2 separate regions of the Homo sapiens genome follow, and region 2 is linked to region 1. Evidence: read pairs that join two places in POLR2A ChIA-PET (ENCODE). Cell type or tissue: OCI-LY7. All regions are shown on one strand.

The links. ChIA-PET counts read pairs that join two places held together with the same protein. Peaks named below come from ENCODE experiments on the same cell type or tissue, not always from the same donor. Only the 100,000 strongest peaks of a DNase experiment are listed, where the experiment ranks them.
Region 2: POLR2A ChIA-PET joins it to region 1 with 6 read pairs; 9 of 35 experiments call an interaction of 5 or more read pairs at or near these places.

What each region holds. Positions count from the first base shown.
Region 1 is chr10:61,972,974-61,976,973 of GRCh38, forward strand. All of the region lies in intron 3 of ARID5B (AT-rich interaction domain 5B), which reads left to right. Among named protein-coding and RNA genes, the nearest start is that of ARID5B, 73 kb to the left of the region's middle. In OCI-LY7, no CTCF peak of the experiment used is centred here; DNase peaks (open chromatin) are centred at 216, 1,118, 1,788 and 2,518; H3K4me3 peaks cover 2,796 bases; H3K27ac peaks cover 4,000 bases.
Region 2 is chr10:61,918,931-61,922,930 of GRCh38, forward strand. The region is part of intron 2 of ARID5B (AT-rich interaction domain 5B); the gene reads left to right. Among named protein-coding and RNA genes, the nearest start is that of ARID5B, 19 kb to the left of the region's middle. RefSeq lists an enhancer at 2,346-2,525. In OCI-LY7, no CTCF peak of the experiment used is centred here; no DNase peak of the experiment used is centred here.

The sequences.
Region 1 (4,000 bases):
GGACAGACTTGTACTTTCTGTGCAGAACATGTTTCTATATCCAGAATTCTATCTCCAGCTCTCAGACTATGATGAGGAAAGACAACCCAACACTAAGAGAGCTCCTGATCATTCCCTCCTCTACCTATGAGAACCATCCACAATGAGCCTCTGAGGGCCTATATTTGTATCAAGGCTTCCAGTTGAAGAGACATACCCAGTGCCCTTTAGAATGTTCTGGGTCTATGCTGTTTGTATGTGGCGGGGGAGGGGAAAAAGGGTGGTGACGTTCTTTTCCAGTCTCTGCTCTTACAGGGGAATAGAGGAACCTCATTAGAAAACTAGCAAAGTGATGGGCTGAGACCCTCTGTGAAAGGGTTAACCCAAAAGGTTTTGTAGCCAATGAGCATTTATCCTGATGATGTCACAATGCTGATATCAGGGGCTCCAGGGCTCTGGGGAGTTCATTATGAAATCACTCAGAACTGGAAACATTCATTCCACTATTTGTGGCTTTTTTGATAAACAAGGATAAATTGAAGTTTTAATAGACTGGGGCTACATTTGTTGCTCCAGGTTCCTGAAGATCATTATTTTTAGTCATACTTAAATTCACACACACATGCATACACACACACACACACACCAGATGCCAGTGTAAAAAATGGGAGGGGGGAAGCTTTTAATCTTTATTATTGATTTTCTGTGTGTACAATTTTATCTAAAGAGTATGGTTTACCAGCCATTGTGGAGCTAGGCTTTAATGCCAATAAAAAGCTTTGCTTGATCCTTAGAAAATAAAATGAGATATTCAGGCAGCTAGTTTATTTTATTTCTTTTCTTTTCCACATCAAGACAGTATTTCAAATAATTAGGTTGATTTATTATTACAAATAGTTTGAAGATGTAAGATGCTTTTACAGTGCAGTGCGGGTTTATTGTATCTGGCCTTATCCAATTATAAAATCGAGTTTAGTCATGTAATGATTCTCTAACTAAAATATCAATCACAGTGAATGGACTTTTGCGATGTATATACTGTGAGGCTATTTTGAGCTTCTCTCTTTAAGGCACCCGCACATCTGAATATGCTTACTTGGCTTTACTCTTTAACATATAAGAACACATGAAACTTTGGCTAAATTTAGCCTCTGGAGTCCAATGCACATGCTTGGTGACAGCAAAGGGAGAGGTTTTGACAACAAGCAGGATATGATACACCAGAGTAATTATTTCCGCAAGACAATGAGCATTCTACATTATTTGTACAAATAACGCAAAGTGATTATTTGGCTGTGCCATTGTAATGAGACAATGAAGATCATATTTAATTTTAAAACAATATCTTCTAGGGTCTTTTTTGTTCTGAGTATTCTGGACTACTAAAACAAACTTGATTTGCTGCTATGGTTAACAATCACATTTTAAGTGGGGGACAGAGAGAAAGAGAGAGAGGAGAACAAATCTTTCCCCCTCTTCCCATTAACTCTAGCATTCCAGAAATCATGATAAGGGTATGTGGGACAGGAATGTTGAAATAAGTCACTTATTTCACTATTTTTCCATATTGTTCACATAACCATTTATTTATAATAATTTGAGTAATCTCAGAGTTCCTCCTAAAGGCTTTTTTTGGCCTGGATAAAAAGTACAGCTTTAAGATATTTCTCCTAAAATAAATTTGAGACGGTCTCATTTATAGTCAGCAGTGCCTTGATTACTTGCAGACACACTGGAAATTTACATGCGCTTTTCTCCTTTATAAAACACTGATCTGTTCATATCATTAGTTCCCTCATGACTAGTGCTTGGCTGCTTGCCAAGCGGTCTAAATCTGTAGTTGTAAATCGTGAGTTGAAATAGCAGAAAGTGGATTTGTAACTTAAAAAGTGTAAACAGTTTGGAAAATGAAGTAATTTTGGAGTATGATTGATTGCCTTGTGATTGTACTTTAAATTAGCCTGGGGTCTCGGGGGCAGATATGTGCTCTAACTGCTTATTACACATTTTCAGTTTTCGAAGGAATAATAGCATTGTTGGTAGGCTTTTAAACAATGTATGCATCTCCTGGAGTGACCTTTTAGGAAATGAATAGTTTTATTGTGTGTCCATTACTTTGCCTGAAACAACATTTTTGAGTTATTAATTTGACTTGTTCTATAAATAAAGAATTCAAAATGCAAAGCAGCTGTGCAACCCAGAGCATAGTATATCATGCTTCAGAACCACTGTTTGAGATGGATAATCCATAGAACAAATGGTTTCTTGGGTGATACATTAATAATGTTTCTGGAGCCTCTGGTTACCAAAGATTAGCCCCTCAATATTGCAGAAGCCAAAAATTATTATTAAGGAGGACAATCGATTAGTTGGCCTTCCAACACACTGGAAGTAGAGGTCTGCGTTTTTTAAAAGGATCCCAGTTCACTTAACAGCATAAATAGAAAGTGGGAGTAGCTCAGTGGGTAATGTCTGCACAAAGTGTAGCAGTTGTGACAGAGGAGAAAGACTTGGAGTTAGAAAGCCTGAGGCCAGATGTCTTTTTCTCTCATTTACCAGCTGAGTCATCCTAGACAAGTCACTGAGTCTCCGATCCTCTTTTTTTTTTGGCTACCAGTAAACTGGGTATAAGAATTCCAACCCTGCAAAATTGTTGTGAGATTGAAATTATTTAAAAGATTTGAAAAGGGTTTTATAAGTATTAAATGGTCTATATTGCATGAGTACCATCATTATTATTAGAACTATTGTCATTGCATTACTCTTACACTGTCTTTGGTGACTTTGCCTGTCTATTAATATTGAGAATAGCTGATGGATGTAAATTCTGAGCAATAGTCTTATTCACTCTTTGCTTTCATAGGGAGCGATCTAGAAATAATTTTTGTATATTAATAATAGAATTCTAGTTTTTGAGTATGGAAACAATTTTCCAATTATAGCTATTTCTTTGTATTTATTACTTCTTCCTTGTCTAATTCAGCATTTTGGGGGGAATCACATTTTGTTTCCATGTTTAGAGAGGAAGAATCTCAGTTCCTTAAGCATTTATTAGAGCTTTTAATACATGTCAGACAGGGCCTGGGTTAAGCACTAGGAATACAGTGGTGGAAGGAATGTAGTCTTTGCCTTTATAAATGTCCATGCCTTCAGGCATACTTTGCCAATAGAATGCTCTTCAATGATGGAAATATTTTGTATCTCTGTTCTGTGTCCAGTAAGGTACCACTGGCTACACATGGCTGTTGACCACTTGAAATGTGGCTAATATGACTGAGAAACTGAATTTTTAGTGTATAAAATTTATTTTGTTCTAATTAATTTAACTTTATATTGCCGCATGCAGCTATAATGGCAAAAACTGCAGTTACTTTTGCAACTACATAACAGAAGCTATTCTATTGGATAATCCAGCTCCAGAGTAAATGGCTTTAATTGCCAGTTTGGAAGGTAAAGTGGGGTATTTCATAGACACGTGGAAGCCTAAATAACTGTGTATATTTGCTCCCTAATGAAGCACAATGCCAAGGCTCAGGAAATTGGTGTTTGGATAGTACCAATGGAAAAAAGCAGATGGATTGCTTTTTAGAGTGTATGCTGTTGAAACATCGAAGTGGTACATACTGATGGGGAAAATGAATAAAATTCTCAAACAGTGCCTAACCTTGGTGAGCGGGCAAAGATGGTGGTGCCGCTGAAACTCTGCCAGCGGGAGAATGTTCATTGAGTCAGTGGAAGGTGGTTTGGAGCATCAACACCCAATAGACATATTTGCAAGATTTACAAATGTTGAACTACAGAATAAGTGACTCTCTGCCACACAGGATCTTAAATTACGTAGCACTTCACAGTTCCATTTTGAGTTATCCAAATTCATTTGTGTTTGTGGGAGAGAAACTTTCTTTCTTTTTTTTTTTTTTATTATACTTTAAGTTCTAGGGTACATGTGCACAATGTGCAGGTTTGTTACATATGTATACATGTGCCATGTTGGTGTGCTGCACCCATTAACTCATCATTT
Region 2 (4,000 bases), 54 kb before region 1:
GGCTGAGGCAGGAGAATCTCTTGAACCTGGGAGGCGGAGATTGCAGTGAGACGAGATTGTGCCACTGCACTGCAACTCCAGTCTGCGTGACAGAGCCTGACTCCGTCCCCCCCCCCCCCCCCAAAAAAATAAAAGGTGCGTTAGGGGACATCTCTTCCATTGGCCATGTCAAAATTAACTGAGATAGGAGTAGATGGAGTCAAGAGACAAAACTGGCTTCCCAGATGTTTGATCTAAGTGCCCCACCCTCCACCCTGCCCTTTCATGATGCAACCATCAGGAAACCTGGTATTGATCTGCAAAATGTGCAAAACATTGAATTCATTTTAAATATACCCACTATTCCTCCATTTCAAAAAAGTTTCCTGTATTTTCTTTTCTTAAAAACACCCCTAACTTGAAAATTTGCTTCATCCCTTTGTCCCCTTCCACCCCACCGTCTTCCTCATTTGGGGATGCTCATGGTAGAGGGTGTATTCCAATCCAACTCTGAAAGATGCAAAAAGCATCAGCCAGACCATGTAAAGGGAAAGGTCCCAGCCAAAATGGCTGGGGGGAATCTCAGAAGGATCTTCCAAATAGAGGTAGCCTTCTGGGCCATTAAATCCTTTTGCTTTGGATTAATCCCACAGTGTATATCAGATCACTAGAATTCAGATGAAAACACTGCTGTAGTACTCAGTCTCCTCGCCAAATGATTCCAAAATATATAGGTTATAAATACAGAAAAAATAACTGAATTCGATATTTCTTAAGTGAAATAATCTGTTCCTTGTGAATATTCTCTGTAATAGTCTAATAGTATTTTGTGCTCCTGGGGGCTGAGTGTGTTTTTAGCAACAATGCATTGGTTGTAAAATATGCATCCCTAACTATCTGGACAGACAAGAAAGAGGGCTCTAGTAAAAAGACTGAAGTTTTTTTTTTTAAATGCAGATCGTATGAATCACATAAATGGTGGTGTCTAAAAATTATCAACAAGCTCTGGGTTTGTTTTTATTTCTTTACATTATAGGTCCTCTTTCTCACTCCACATTTTTGATATTACTAGATCAGTAATTCAAGAGACAGCCAAGCAGGTGTTCACATCTCTCCTGACCCCCAGAATTCCTTAAATGACCCCTTGAGGCAGTGGAGTAAAAACATTCTCAGCATGTCAGAATATTGAGATATCTCAGTTGTCTTAATTTTTTTTTCTTTTTGCCTTAATCTTTACAGGCTTTTTGTGTGTCCTTTTTTCTCTCTGCTTAAGCCAAGAGGAATCTTGCTTCAGTCTTGGCCATGAAGATTGAGGGACAGGAGGACAGGGTCTGCAGATTGTACTTACAGTTAATACAGTTCTAACTGCTCAGCTGTGCCAGCTGACTTTTCTAATTGGTCTTTAAAAGATGAATCTTTGTTTTTTTTTTTTTTTTTCCTGAGAAGTTTCACTTTTGTTGCCCAGGCAGGAGTGCAATGGCGCAATCTCGGCTCACTACAACCTCCGCCTCCTGGGTTCAAGCGATGCTCCTCAGGCCTCAGCCTCCTGAGTAGCTGGGATTACAGGCGTGTGCCACCATGCCTGACTAATTTTTTTTTGTATTTTTAGTAGAGACAGGTTTCGCCATGTTGGCCAGGCTGGTCTCGAACTCCTGACCTCAGGTTATCCGCCTGCCTTGGCCTCCCAAATAAAAGATGACTCTTAAATGAGTAGATGGAAAAAAAAGGAAGATGGGGCTTGGAATTCTCATATGGTAGTTAAGGGCATAACATAATATTGCTCTTGAAAAAATATAACATTTATATTTTTAAATATGGGCCTTTGACTATAACCTTTTATTCAATTAAATTCAATCAATATTTATTAGGATGTACCAGGGTACTATGGGGGGTGATAAGGGGATGAATAAAATCAGCTTCTTTCTCTCTAGTTAGAGGAGATCAAACATGTTCAAGTTAGCCATACTTGGCAAGATTATATGGCCTCTTTCATACTGAAAAATACACTCACATTGTTAGATAGTATTCTTAGAAATTTCTATGGATACCCCTCCAAAATGAAAGATCTCTCATACAGGCAGTTGATTTAGGATTTAGGCAGTTGCATGAAGTATTTTACTATTGGTTTGTCGTCAACTCTGCAGAAAATTATCTAATTTCTAGGAATACTTGAAACATATTTAGCACCTCATTTTACAAACTTTATTTTATTGTCATACAATGGTGTGTAAATGTGTCCTGTGTTAAAGATGGTTGTATCGGTTATCTATTGTTGTGTAACAGATTACCCCAGATTTGGTGTCTTGTTAAAACAACACTTACTATCCACAGTTTCTGTGGGTGGCAAGTCTGAGTAAGGCTTAGCTGGGTGCCTCTTGCTAAGGGACTCTCAAAGCTCCAGTCAAGGTGTCCTCCCCAGCTGTGGCCATCTGAAAGCTCTGTAGAGGGAGGATCTATTAATACTTCAGACCCACTCACTTGCCTGTTGACAGGTCTCAGATCTCTCAGGCTGTTGGACTGAGGCCCTCAGTTCCTCTCAGGCAGTGGGTCTGGGTCTCCCTGGCTTCCTTGCTGGGCCACATGGGCCTCTCCATAGGGCAACTCAAACATGGCAACGGACTCCCCTCAGAGTGTAAGGTGTAGGAATGAGACACAAGCCATAGTCCTTTTATAACCTGATGCTGGAAGTGACATCCCATCACTTTTGCCTAATTCTGTTTGTTAGAAGTGAGGCATTATTGTCTAGCCCACACCCAAGAGCAGGAGATTATTAGGAGGTTGCATATAATCTCAGGGGACCATCTTCGAGGCCACCTATTACAGCTGGCAACAGAGCCAATCACTTCAGTGTACAGCTCATCTGATGAGGGTTGAAAGGTATTCTTCTTACTCTGTTTTACTTTTTTCCTTTTTTCCCTTTTATTAGTTGTTTATCTATTTATTTATTTTTGAGACAGAGTCTCACTCTGTCACCTGGGTCGGAGTGCAGTAGTGTGACCACGGCTCACTGCAGCCTCGACCTCCCTGGCTCAAGCGATCCTCCCACCTCAGCCTTCCAAATAGCTGGGACCACAGGCGTGCACCACTGTGCCCGGCTAATTTTTTGATACAGTCTCCTTGGATGGTTCCTCCCAAATATCTCCCCGCTCTTCAGGGCATATAACTATAGATGACATACACAGTAGACTGCAGATTGCCTAATCTTTTGAAGATTTGTTAGTCTTACAGCATGTCAACAAGCCATATCGGGTCTTTTTTACATCTAATGTCTTGATCATTGCATTTGGAGAGTTTTGCTGGAAAGGGCATTGTGTCTGGTTAGATGAGAAATCGGCAGAGAGAAATGAGGAAGGAGGATCCTGTAGCTGATATAAACAGGCTCCTTAATGCATAAGAAAATAGGCATGTTTGGGCCGGGCATGGTGGCTCACGCCTGTAATCCCAGCACTTTGGGAGGCCAAGGCGGGTGGATCACCTGAGGTCAGGAGTTCAAGACTAGCCTGGCCAACATGATGAAACCCTGTCTGTATTAAAAATACAAAAATTAGCTGGGCGTGGTGGCACATGCTTGTAGTCCCAGCTACTTGGGAGGCTGAGGCAGGAGAATCGCTTGAACCCGGGAGGTGGAGGTTGCAGTGAGCCGAGATCATGCCACTGCACTCCAGCCTGGGTGACAGAGTGAGACTCCGTCTCAAAAAAAGAAAATAGGTATGTTTCATGCACAGTGGTTGAGGAGAGGCTTTAAATCATGTTGGCATACGGCCATGGAAAGAAGACCTAAAAATCCACATGAGAGGGATTCTTGTCCCAGGTGTGTTTCTCATGAGTGTATCTACAAGAGGTGAGCATCTCCTGGCCCTCCTTCCATGTTGTGTATACGTCAGGAGAGCAGCTGGTCTGCCATCTTTTAAATTCTGTGCAAGTTAACTGTTTTGTGAGAAGACTCATTGATCTTTCTTTCTGGAAGTGTGCAGTTTGGTCTTCAGCAAAGTGCTCACAACATACATATGTAGGCATTAGA